Linked DNA regions of Homo sapiens: region 2 is linked to region 1. A link is a contact called in ENCODE Hi-C data. All regions are on one chromosome and are shown on one strand. The core of a region is the stretch at or near the end of the contact, and the rest is flanking DNA. Distances in the headings are between cores, read along the strand shown.

Region 1 (6,528 bases), core at 1,497-3,996:
CCTCTGTGTCTGTCCACACATCTCTCCTGTGGATGGTTTCCACCCTCACCCCTACATCCCTCTGTGTCTGTCCACACGTCTCCTGTGGATGGCTTCCACCCTCACCCCTACATCCCTCTGTGTCTGTCCACACATCTCTCCTGTGGATGGTTTCCACCCTCACACCTACATCCCTCTGTGTCTGTCCACATGTCTCCTGTGGATGGCTTCCACCCTCACCCCTACATCCCTCTGTGTCTGTCCACACATCTCTCCTGTGGATGGTTTCCACCCTCACCCCTACATCCCTCTGTGTCTGTCCACACATCTCTCCTGTGGATGGCTTCCACCCTCACCCCTACATCCCTCTGTGTCTGTCCACACATCTCTCCTGTGGATGGTTTCCACCCTCACCCCTACATCCCTCTGTGTCTGTCCACACGTCTCCTGTGGATGGCTTCCACCCTCACCCCTACATCCCTCTGTGTCTGTCCACACATCTCTCCTGTGGATGGTTTCCACCCTCACACCTACATCCCTCTGTGTCTGTCCACATGTCTCCTGTGGATGGCTTCCACCCTCACCCCTACATCCCTCTGTGTCTGTCCACACATCTCTCCTGTGGATGGTTTCCACCCTCACCCCTACATCTCTCTGTGTCTGTCCACCCATCTTTCCTGTGGATGGTTTCCACTCTCACCTCAATGCAAGTCTCCAGCCCAGTCCCAGATGCCTCATGGCCCACTTGCTACCTCCCTCTAGAAATCATTCACCATAGTCCACACACCACAACAGCCAAATACAACCTGTGGTCCTTGAACAGATCCTTTTGCCATAAAAAGCATGACTGGGATAGTTGGCAAAGACTGAGCTTTTTATAAATTTAAAATTTCAAAAATAAAAGATAAAATATACAGCAGGCACTCAATAAACAGCAACTTTCTGAATTTTAGCATATCACTTAGAAAAGAATAATACATATGCTTTTTGCCTCACTCTATCTGTGACAATGTTGGGTTTCCTTGAATCTAGGGACCTAAGACACACTACGGAAAAATACTTCTAAGACACAGCACCCTCCTCACCGCCCCTATTTGTTAAATCAGGTAATCCCTCATACATAATCTAATTAACTGAATTTTTTCACACATTTAATAATTTTATGTGATTCATGAATAACTTTAATTCTACAACTTGGCTGTTTAAACGACAATTTCATTCACGGAACAAATATCCATCGAGCGCCTGTATTGTCCTAAGCTCCACGTACACATCAATGAACAAACCAGACAAACACCTTTGCCGTTTGGGAGCTTCTTCTATTCTTCAGCAGAGTTTATCTGTGGTCATCCACTAATAATTTTAGTTGGAGCGCTGATAGTCCTTCTTCTTCTTTTCCTGAAAATGCTGCATGCCTATTCCCTTCCAGCTGGTACCCTAGGTCAGTTTTTAAAAAGTTCTACAAGCACTACTTATTTTTTCCTCTGCTTTCCACCTGACTACAGAAAAGCAATGATTACTGAACATCAGAATGCCAACTGTCAGTGAGAATGGGCACCTCACGACATTTTCACATGGCATTATCTTCCGGTTAATGTAATACTGACCTTGTAAAGAATAAAAATCATCCCTTTACTAAGATAACCAATTATTATCATCTCTGACAAGAAAAATGTTTAGCAATAATATTAGTAATACAGCATTTTTAGTGACACTATTATAAACAAGGAAATACCAAATATATATTTTAGAACAATAAATCAAGCCTCCTTCCTCCATTTCTGGTATGTTTTACATGATCACAATTAATACAGACCAAAAAAATGACAGTTACTTAGACAAACTGTAATAACAAAACTCCCTTTTTAAAATCATAAAATAGAATGATATCAGAAATGAAAACAGGACTGTTTCATTTCTCCCTAAAACCCAAGCCCCTGCACACACAGTTGGTGCTGCCTGCCAGTCAGCTCTTCTGCCACTCCCAATTTTCATTTTTGGAAGATGTCTTTGTTCCAGTTTCACAATAAACTTCAGTTTTGTGGCACCTGTTACTCCATGTTTCAACTCCTTCATTCAGAGCAGTAATCACATACCTGAGGGCAACCACTAGGCTCTTTTCCTTCCTAGCCACCCTATACAAGCAGACAGCCAACGTGCAAGCTGAACATGTGGACTCCACATGAACAGCACATGGCATTTAAAGAACCCGAAATCCTCTACCATTTTAAGGTAGGTAATTTATCATACTATATGCAATAGAAAATTTAATGCCTAAATTTAAATCCTGAAGCAAAACTGATCATGTACTACTGATATTTTGACTGCACTCCCTATCTTTAAATAGGTTGAAGTTTACATTATAAATTTCAGACAAATTCTGGCAAAATGAGGAAGCTCTCCTCATGACTGATCTTCTGGTCTCTCTAAATCCAATCACATTTCCTGAAGCACAGCTCAGCTCACACTATGCTGACCAGACTCTTGTAACTGCCAGCTGCTGTAAAAATTCACAGCAGCTTCCTGCATAAGTTATTCACAGCTCCATGAACCTCTCTCGTCATTCTCCACCCAAATCGCCCCTCACCTCTTCCCATTCTATCTGACTCATGTTCATGACTTGGTTGATGTTCTCTCTACACCAAGTGTCTTTCTGATGCAAGATATATGCCCAAATCCTCTCCATTCACCTCCGAGGCTCACCTGCCAGCCCACTCACCTTCCCAGTGTCAGGGAAGGTATCATCATTCACTTATGTTCTCATCACATTGGATTCTCTTTGTTCTCTTTGAGCAGTGAGTCACTGTGTCCTGCATTACAGCTACCTCTGCAAATGGCTCCTTCCTCCAACTCCATTAGAAGCTTCTTGAATATAAGGAGCTCTATCCCTTCCAGAAGAGCTTCTCAATTAGGTTGACTTATAGTTTACCAACATTGATCGATAAGGAATTTGGCCAATTTCCTATTTTAAAAACCTACGATGAGGAGGTCTGTAATTTTACTGAATAAATAGTAAGTTAAGAAGCAACCGATATGCCCATTATATATGGGTTAGCAATAAAACTGTAAAATTACTAGTTTAGAAAGATAGATACAAAAGCACTTCAGGCTCTGGCACCCAATGTGCCCTTTTAGGAAGGGAACTCAAATCCATGATTGTCAGGAAAGGCACAAATAAGACACATTCTATTTTCTTATATATTCAGAATTTATCTGAATTCTAAGTAATAACCACTTCTTTTAATTCCAAGTAAACTGAATTTATAAAATCTGTTTGTCACAAAAGGAGGTTTTCATTTAAGGAAATAAGCATTCATGATAGGGCCAGGCATGGTGGGAGTCATCCCAACACTTTGGGAGGCTGTGGCGGGAGGACTGCTTGAGGCCAAGAGTTCACAACCAGCCTAGGCAACATGGCGAGATCCTGTCTCTACAAAAAAATTTTAAAAAGCATTCATGATTATTAGAGACCTCAATTCAAAACACCCATTAAAATCTAAAAGGTCTATTCAAGGTTGATCATAAAAATGGAATTTGATCAAAAGTCAAGACAATGCATCACGAAATATATTTTGAAAATACTCTTAGACACAGAAGACAAAACAATGTGCAAGTAAAGAATACGGATCTAGATAATGTAACAGGTATCCACATTTTGGTCGGCATTCGGGCCTCCACTTCACGGACTGCTCTGCTTCATGGACATTTCCGTGGACACATTCCCTGTCCACTGACCCTGCACCTTCTGTACACACTCCTTTCCTGCAGACCCACTGGCCCTGTTCACATGCCCTTCCCTCCTATCACCTCTGGTTATTTGGATCCTACTTATACTTCAGGTGCAGCTCACAGTCATAAACTGATCATAAAAATTCTAACTACAACTGCTGAATGGAGAAATTACAGTTCTACTGGTAATTATCTTAGCAAAACAAAATTAGAGATGATTACCCAGAGATGAAAGAACTCTAGGAAATGTCTATTTGTATCACATCAATATGGGCAATTACCTTCAACCCGAACCACCACAGTCTCTGTCCAACTACAAGGTGTCCACTTGTCCAAGGTTTCTCAGTCTGGCTATGGCAGTGCAGGACTGGAATGTGCACCCTGACTGGGGGAAGAGCAGAGTAAAGAAACTCTGCTGCATCCCTGCCTCTGCTGCTGGTCAGATGCCTCAGCAAACTGTCGTCTGTCGAGCCATAACAATTCCTTAACATTATGGAGCTCTCACTACCTACCCCCCTTCATTTGAATAAATGAGAATTGTACTGCCTACGGTTAAAAAAAAAACTGTATGAAACAATTTATTAATTTCAGAAATATTAAACCACTTAATTTAGGTCTTATTTCTAAACAATAATGGACAATCTATGTAGTCTATTAAGGCTGAACTCAAAATTTATTAAAATAATTAGTGTCTTTATATTTACATGCGCACACAATTAAAATTCATTTTATGGTAATTCTATTTCTTTTCCAACTAAGAAAGAACAGCCAGGCCTAGAAGCTCTATGTTCTTTGCTGCTGTGTGTCAGCATGTAGAACATTCAAGTGTTAGCTACCAACCAAAAACAATCACAGAAATGTAGAAACAGTTCCAAGAATACTAGTGAAACGGCATTAAACACTGTGCTGTTCAGTATGGCAGTAGGCAGGCCACAGGTGGTGACAGAGCACTGAAAGTGTGGCTCATCCAAACTGAAATATGGAAATGCAGAGACTTAGTATGGAAAAAAGAATGTGAACTATCTCATTGATGATTTTTATATTGACTGCATGTTGAAATAACATTTCTGATGTATTAGATAATATAAAATATGGTATTAAAATTAACTTCACTTTTTAAAAAAACACAGCTAGCAGAAAACTGAAAATTCCCCATGTAGCTCATATTATATTTCTATCGGATAGTGCTGCACCAATAATGTAGATTTTCATAGTATGTTTGTTATGAGTAATGATAGGTACTAGCAACACATTTACAATTATGCAGATAATATGGCAAAAACAAGATTTTACCATACTATAATTTACATGCTAACATTACACATCCTGATTTCCAACCAAAAGAAAAAAAAAAGAAAAGCAAAAGAGCCATTAAAATTGAGAACACAATATTATAGATAACTCCAGAAAGGCTAAATAGTTTTAAGGATTACTTGCTTAAAGGTACCTAAATATGGTATTTGAAAAGATATTATTGCATTTTAGTCCATTTATTCTCTGCAAAACTAATTATTCAGGATTACTCATTCCTCATTTAACAAACCAGTTTCTTTAAAGAAAAGTTGAGGCAGAGGTCTTCTGAAAAGCAGTTACAGATTCCAAAGACATCAGGAATTACAAATTTCATTAAGTACAATTTTGGAATTTAATTAACCACACTTAAATACCAGAGGTAAATTTTTAAATGCACTTTTCCCCGTCTGGAGGCCCCTGAGAACATCTGCAGTACAGCGCCCACACTGCTATGTCCAGCCTTTGTGCCCTTCAATGCAATTTCAGCGTATCAGAGGGTACCCAACGTGTAGCACACACTGGCAGAAGATTTAGATCTTGTATCCTTTAAAAAACACGCAAAAAGGAAACACAAAGATCACTGCCTGTTTGATCTTAACATTTTAATCTTAAAATGCCTCTTGAAACTGCCTTTCTTTCCATTAAAAAGGAAGAAGGGGGTTTCAGAGTGGGGATGGGACTAACGAGGGAGAGGAGAGAGAAGAAAGGAGGACAAAAAAGGATGAACCAAAGCTGTATCTGAAATTCACCTGTAGAACGAGCTACAAGAGAGAATGGCAATAAATGAACAAAAAGTTATCAAAAATTATAATAAAAAACAGAAATAACTCAGCTGCCATACATTCAACTTTCCCTAGAACTGAGAAAGAAGCACGCACCTATAAGTTGCTTTGTACATCCGATGAGAAATGGCAACAAGGAAAAGACTGCTCCCCAAATGTCTTCTCTAATTCTTTTACTGCACCTTTTCAGAAGAGGGCTTATAGAAGTGTAGGTAGTCTCCCCACACGCACAGGGAGGCTCGGTCAGGCGGAGCCTAGGCTTCAAACATTCCAGTAGCAAACCCTGAGTGCGTGTGGGAGTACAACGTGATAAACAGCATAAAGACATCATTAAAACACAATCCAAAAAAAAAAGAGCAGGAGGAAGAAAGATATGCTGGCCAAATCATCATGAATCCAACCCTATTGTTCTCAGGTAAGAAAACCTAGCCTGGGTTCTCTGGCTGGTGATTTTAGAACAATAAGTGGCTGAAATGACCTCAGAGCCCAGAAGTATTTCAGTCATCAGGCATACTTCTGTTGACACTCTGCCCGCTCGCTGCTCTCCTCTGGGTTTTTCAACTGCTTTACTTCTAGTCAGATAAGTAAATCCAGGCTTGGGTTTTAAAAACATTCTAAAGATCTCTCTTCTTGGGTAGGAATTACCTTAATTGTGAAATAATCAGTTCTAAAATTCACTTTGTATATGAATTCTACATTCAGCAACCTTGGAAGTCCATGGTAAGTTACCCCCAGCAGGTTTGGT
Region 2 (6,528 bases), core at 2,904-5,403, 92 kb before region 1:
TAGCAATAATGCCCAGAAGTATGAAAGCACTTCATAGTGTTGAATGTATCTGATGAGATTATGGGGTTTGATCACCTTCTTCAAATGGTAATAATTTTTCCCACGTGATAACCAAGGTGCTGACCGCCTGGCTTCCCTGCCATATTTCTCTGCCCCACTCATCACCATCGGCAGTACCTGAAGAGCTCCTCAGCCACTCTAGGGATAATTCCTAAGTCACTCTGTGGGTCAAGCGGCAGAACAGGGCCGTCGTCCGAATGGCGTCCCAGCATGGTATAGCTCTTTCCGCTGCCCGTCTGTCCATACGCCATAACACAAACATTGTACCTAAAATTCAGAGCAGATTCAGTCCAGCAAAACACACGTGGGTGCCAAGAAGATTCCAGGAAAAATTTTCACTTGTATGAGAAACTTCAATACATTTCATTTCCTATTCTCCTGTTACTCCATTTCTTATAAATTAGGTTTTCATTTAACTACAACTATTTTTTGCATAATCTATCCTTGTTGCTATCTTGTTGTACGACATTGGATTAAACGGTATTTGCACTGACACACACACAGCGTGGGTTCATCCATCCCGGTTTCTCCTGGGTGTTTTCATCTCCCCATCCACCAGCTCAGCATTCACATAGGGATTCTGACCTTAGCAAGGCCTTCCTAAATCCCCACACCTTCACTGTAACTATCTATTTTTTTTTTTTTTTTTGAGACGGATTCTTGCTCTGTCACATAGGCTGGAGTGCAATGGCACAATTTTGGCTCATTGCAACCTCTGCCTCCTGGGTTCAAGCAATTCTCCTGCCTAAGCCTCCCAAGTAGCTAGGATCACAGGCATGCATCAGCACGCCCAGCTAATTTTTGTATTTTTAGTAGAGATGGAGTTTCGCCATATTGGCCAGGCTGGTCTCAAACTCCTGGACTCAAGGGATCCTCCTGCTTTAACCTCCTAAAGTGCTGGGATTACAAGCATGAGCCATTTTTGCGTATGTTTCATACAAAAGAAAAATTTTGTATTTTGTAATTGGAAGCGACTTTGAGGTGTTCATGTCCACAGTCAATCCACATGTGCTGAGGTCCTCTCTGTGACGTAGCACCTGCTGCCTCTCGGCCCCAAGACTCTCAATTAGCTAACTGCAGCTTATTTCAGAGAAGTTAACTACCAACATCCCTACATTTCCTTCCAATTGTGCTATTTAGCCCAAAATATTAATGGGAGGATCAGAAATATTTGGAAGAATATTTAAAATAAGTATGATAGAAAATCATCCTCTTAGTCATGATGTTTAAGATGTTCATGGTTGTAAAGGTATGGGTCCACCTGACCTGATGCTAAGTGGGTTCATGCCTCAGAGCAGGATCTCCGGCCCTGACCCCCCGTCCGAGTCATCTGGGGAGATTCAGCAAGTCCTGCACTCAGAAATTCTGACTTAACTGGTCAACTGTGACTCCGGTGTATCAATACCGGTTTAACGTGGTGTACCCACCACAAGTCCAACAAATAAAGCTTGTTGTTTTGACAAAATGATTGCAAGACAGTGTTCTGATTGACATCTAAGTCTCCCCTAGAAAAGGACAGGAAAAGCAGCAGAGCCCAGTCCTGGGGCTGACGGTTTGAGTCACTAGGGTTGACTGTTACATTCCAGCCACAAGAGCCTGGAAACCACAAGCTCCCGCCAAGCTGATCAGGCCTCTGCGTTACCATCCTGTGAGTTTTCCTTCCAGGATTAAAAAGTCTCAAGGCATTCATAACAAAACCCCACTATAGGCTATGTCTCTTCCAGCTTCCCTGAATTCATTTACATGCATTTCTTTGTGTGGAGAATATCTTTGACTACAACAGATAAACGGGTTCTTACAGGAGTCTTTCAACCATTTAAGAATGAACATTAAAAGGAAACTTCCCGGAGAAGGAAGCTGTAAACCAAAAACACAATTCTAAGGCCCCCCAGCCATCTGAATGGACTTCCTCCTTGGCCAGGGCACTCTAAAATTTAACCTCAGAGTCTGGTTCAGGCCATGACGGGAAGTGGGGGCCGGACAGGCCTCACGATACCCTGCAGCCTTAATATCGACACAGATCTTACATCTGATAAGAAACATCTACACTCTGTTCTCTCTGAAGCTGCTACCTAAAGGCTTCCTCTGCAAATGAGAACTTTAGTCTCCATAATCCTTTACCTTAACCCAGACATTCCAGAGCCAATGTATTTTTAAAATGAATTGGATTGAAGTCTCATGTCTCCCTGAAATGTACAAAACCAAGCTGCGCCCGACCACCCTGGGCATGTGCTCTCAGGACCTCCTGGGCTGTGTCATGGGCCACGGTCACTCATATTTGGCTCAGGATAAATCTCTCCCAATATTTTACAGGGTTTGACTCTTTTTGCTGACAAGACTCAGAACTCAAACTAACTCCATCTGTTTCGCATTATCCTGGAAAGGCAGTTCTGGCAGTGATCACTGTGACCACGATGTCTTTTTTATTTCTGGAATCTGCTTACTTAAAAGATGCCTACTTAAAAAGAGACTCCCCTATCATTTTCAAAACCATTTCTTCAGATGGGTATAAAAATCCCAGCCCTCTGGAGGAAGAGTTGAAGCAGCAACTGCATCATGATTGGCGGAGCGGCCCCGCGTGCGTGCGTGGTCAGATGCAGGAGCTTCCTGACTTGACCCTACTCGTTGGATCATGTGCCTTTGGGACGCGCAGCACACTGTGTAATTACAGTTTCTAGGTCCTTGAGGTTCCTTGAGGTTGGCTGTGCAGAAGCCTTTGCTGGACAATGCAAGTAAGTCTTCGTCAGGAACTTTATGTGGACTTCTGCCACAAAACTGAGATTCTTCAAAATGCCCCAGAGTGGAAAGTATTGGCTTAAGGTGTCTCCATTAAGTAAAAAAAAATTCTTCATTCCTAAATTACAGCCCACTGCCTTTGACATCAGTAGTTGTATACTGCAAGAATAGAAGGCTGATTCCCAAAGGGAAAAGTCCCTAAATCTGACATTAACATTCCTTACAGATTTTTTTTAAATTCTGAAATGTTAGAATCCCAGAGAGAATGGCAGCTGCACTCACAGGCTTAAGCCCACATGCACTGTAACTAAAGTGGAGTTTGGAATCCCAGGTGGATATGCTCATTTAACAAGCATTCTCCAAATCATTCTCACTCCTTTTCCCAGGGTGCGGAAATAGTCTCCACGGATGCAAGTGGAGTCCATGCTGGGTGACCCATGGGCATGCTCTGCAGTGCTGTAGAATGCTCAGACTCTAATGCTACATTCTCACTCCACAGCACAGTGAAGCTTCTTTATATTCAAATGTAACTATGATGACTGGCCTTAAAAATATTTTAACTCACCCATCCAAGAGAGAAGTGAGTAGGGGGCACACATCTCCAAAGACCGCGCTCTGAGACTCTGCTGGACCATAAACCCTGAGAGACAAAGTGAAAATGCTGTATTAATAGAAGCAGCAGAAAGCGGCTCTAGCATGCAGACTCAGAAACCTGGGAACACAACGCCCCGTGTACTTCCCATCCCCCCAACGCCATCAGGATTCTTCAACAAAAGATTAATCTGTGTTATTTTTCAAGATAACAGAGGTTAATAAAGAGTAAAGATAGTACTTTCTGCTATGAAAATGTAATAAGCATAAATGAAGTGACAGATGCTTGCAAGAAAGGAAGGAAGGAAGGAAGGGAAGGGGAAGGGAGGGAAGAGCGGGAGGGGAAAGGAGAGGGGAGGGAAGATGAGAGGGGAGGGGAGGGAGGAGGAGGGGGAGGGAGGGAGAGAGAGAGGGACAGAGGGAGGATATAATTATCCCATAACTAAATTAGCTCTACTTTAGAGGGCCCAATAATCACAATGTAAAAATCCCACTCTGAGCAATATTTGATATATAACATTTGATTTTTATGTTCAAGCTCTTAAAAATCTTGTTTTCCTAGGCCCCAGGTCAGTTCAGCAGAACTTGAATTGATATCATGGGACTGGATGTCCACTCTGAAAAGGAAACCTCATGTGGTTCTGGGTCTATAAACAGGTACAAATAAAATAGGAAGCAACGTCCAAAAAATGCCGTTTCCTGCACAATTTGAAAGAAGCCTGGAGCACGGTGAGAGAACAGGCTCCCTGGCAGCTGCCCAGCACTGGTGGTTGGTTGCACTTGGTCAGGTATGCTTTAATGTGAACCTCAGTTTCCTGAACGACAGGTTTTGACTTAGCTGGAACCAAGTTTTTTCCTTCCTTCATTTTCAAGTGTGTCCTGACGCTCAGTTGATCCACTTCGCCTCCAGCAGCGGCATTAATTTGACATGGGGGAGGGGACCCTTATGAGGTGTTCCACATGCATGATGTAGAGGGTGTGGTGAGCACTGTGTGGGAAGATGCTCAGGGCTGAGATCTTTTTTAACTTTTCACTCAGAAAATACACCAAGATACAAAAGTAGAAAGAATAGAAAAGTGAGCCCCATGTGCACATCACCCGGCTCCAGACCCAGGCCTGGCCTGCTTCTCACGCTGAAGCTGACCTGAGGTCCTTGTCATCTGGGAAGGCCAGGACGGCTCCAGACCCAGGCCTGGCCTGCTTCTCACGCTGAAGCTGACCTGAGGTCCATGTCATCTGGGAAGGCCAGGACGGCTCCAGACCCAGGCCTGGCCTGCTTCTCACGCTGAAGCTGACCTGAGGTCCATGTCAGCTGGGAAGGCCAGTATATCTGTAAAGGATCATGACTTGAAAACGTAACAGTATTACCACGACCATGCCTTAACATGAATGTTAGTTATTCTTTAACACCATCCAAAAGTCAGTGTTCGCATTTCCTTAATTGTCTAGTTAAGTTACTTTTTCCAGCTGGTGTTTTAGAAATAATAATTCATCATGGCATCTACATTGCACAGGGTTGCTGCCTTCTAAGTTTCCTAATCTATGGCAAGGGTTGGCAAACTATTTCTGAAAAAACTAGATCGTAAATATTTTAGGTTTTGTGTACATCTTACCTTTAAAGAATACTGGAGTTTTTCCCATAATAGGAGGGAAAAGTCCAAGATGCCAACTACCTGCAATACTCTTTACCTGCAATACTATTTAATATTGCAACGAGCTATGATTGGCTTATGCAGTTGAACAAAAGAAATCAATTAGTGACATAAGAATCAGAAAAGGCAAAACAATCTCTACTTGGAGCTAATATGGCCATACATCTGAGAAATCCAAAATGAAAAGACAAAGAAAATTACTAAATCAGTAAAATAATTTAACAAAACAGCAGGTCATAAAATTAATGTAAAAACATCCATAGCCTCTATATATACAAACAGAGTTAGAAGACATGCTGGGAGATGAGACTCTATCAGTGATAGCAACAAAAATATGCCTGGAAATAAACTTAATAAGAAATGTTCTAATCCTTCATGAAGAAAATGATAAAAAGGCTCCTGAAAATACATGATTAAACTCAAACAAGTGAAAAGTCACGGCATGTTCCTGAATAGAAGAGTCAACTCATGAAGATGCCAGTTTTTCCAAAGTTGGTTTATAAACTTACCTCAATCCCCCCCAAAATACTATATATGCTGTCAGGTTTTTCCTGGAGCTCCAAAGTTTTGTTACAATTTTTTTTGGCAAAATAAAAGAACGAGAATAGAAAGAAGCCCTGGAAAATAGAGGAACTGGGATGGGACGGGCTCAGACACTGGAACCTTCTCTGAGACTCTATCTATGACAGCTTGGTCTTGCTGCGTGAATTAGTAAGTAGGCCGAAGGAAGACAGATACAACTCCATGTGGCAACGGGCTGTCAGATAAAGGGGCATCTCAGGTCAGTGGGGAGAGAGGTGTTTTAATAAGTGGTGTTACAGGCCGGGCACGATGGCTCACGCCTGTAATCCTAGCACTTTGGGAGGCCAAGGTGGACAGATCATTTGAGCCCAAGAGTTTGAGACCAGCCTGGGCAACGGGCAAAACTCCATCTCTATATCCTTTTTTTAAATAAATAAATTTTAAAATATTATTTTTAATTAATATTTTAAAAAATAAGTGGCGTTGCAGTAAATGAATAGATATAAAAAGATAAAATGGGGTCAATTCTTTATAAAATGGACTAGGACACATTCCCAACAGACCACGAGTTTAATGAAAACCACCCGGCCATGCGTGTCCCAGCAGAGTCCACAGGGGGGTTCTTCTGGAACCTGGCAGCCTTTTTACCTACGATCATGTAAACATGTTCGTGTGGCTCAAAGACACCAGAAGCAAACGACAGACTGAGAAAGTAGCGGCGGCTTAAATATTTCTGTTCTATCAAGTGCTCCTAGAGATAGAGAAGGGAAAGGTCAGTCCTTGTAGAGAAGTGAAGAATGCACAGAAAAAAAGATGCGAATGTCAGAAGCACACGAAAAGACTCAACTTCGCTCTGAAGAGACGCGACACAGAGAACCCGTTTCTCACCCACGGACCGGAACAACCCATGCATCTGACCTCGTGCTCCGTGGGGATGTGGAGGGAAGCCGGCCTTGCCCACGCGGCT

Evidence for each region. Hi-C counts contacts between places; a loop is a spot of excess contacts on that map. Pooled maps may share reads with other maps.
Region 2: a loop to region 1 is called in a map of heart right ventricle, with 2.8 times the contacts of the local background. The contact joins two enhancer-like sites. A Hi-C loop is called at or near these places in 14 of 168 maps with a recorded cell type or tissue (Calu3, Right ventricle myocardium inferior, dorsolateral prefrontal cortex and 3 more) and 12 of 50 pooled maps.

The regions. Positions count from the first base shown.
Region 1 is chr6:167,934,314-167,940,841 of GRCh38, reverse strand. All of the region lies in intron 23 of AFDN (afadin, adherens junction formation factor), which reads right to left. It overlaps LOC107986673 (a long non-coding RNA gene), which reads right to left and starts at 6,078. Exons shown (of 2, transcript XR_001744471.2): 1 at 5,880-6,078; 2 at 4,363-5,545. Within about 2 kb of position 2,746, at least 2 of the 41 ENCODE cell types and tissues checked have a DNase peak (open chromatin) inside an H3K27ac peak, as active enhancers do.
Region 2 is chr6:168,027,681-168,034,208 of GRCh38, reverse strand. KIF25 (kinesin family member 25) reads right to left here. Exons shown (of 13, transcript NM_030615.4): 6 at 4,532-4,717; 7 at 3,362-3,436; 8 at 178-327. The coding sequence starts at 4,623. Among named protein-coding and RNA genes, the nearest start is that of KIF25, 33 kb to the right of the region's middle. RefSeq lists a silencer at 4,587-4,768. Within about 2 kb of position 4,153, at least 7 of the 41 ENCODE cell types and tissues checked have a DNase peak (open chromatin) inside an H3K27ac peak, as active enhancers do.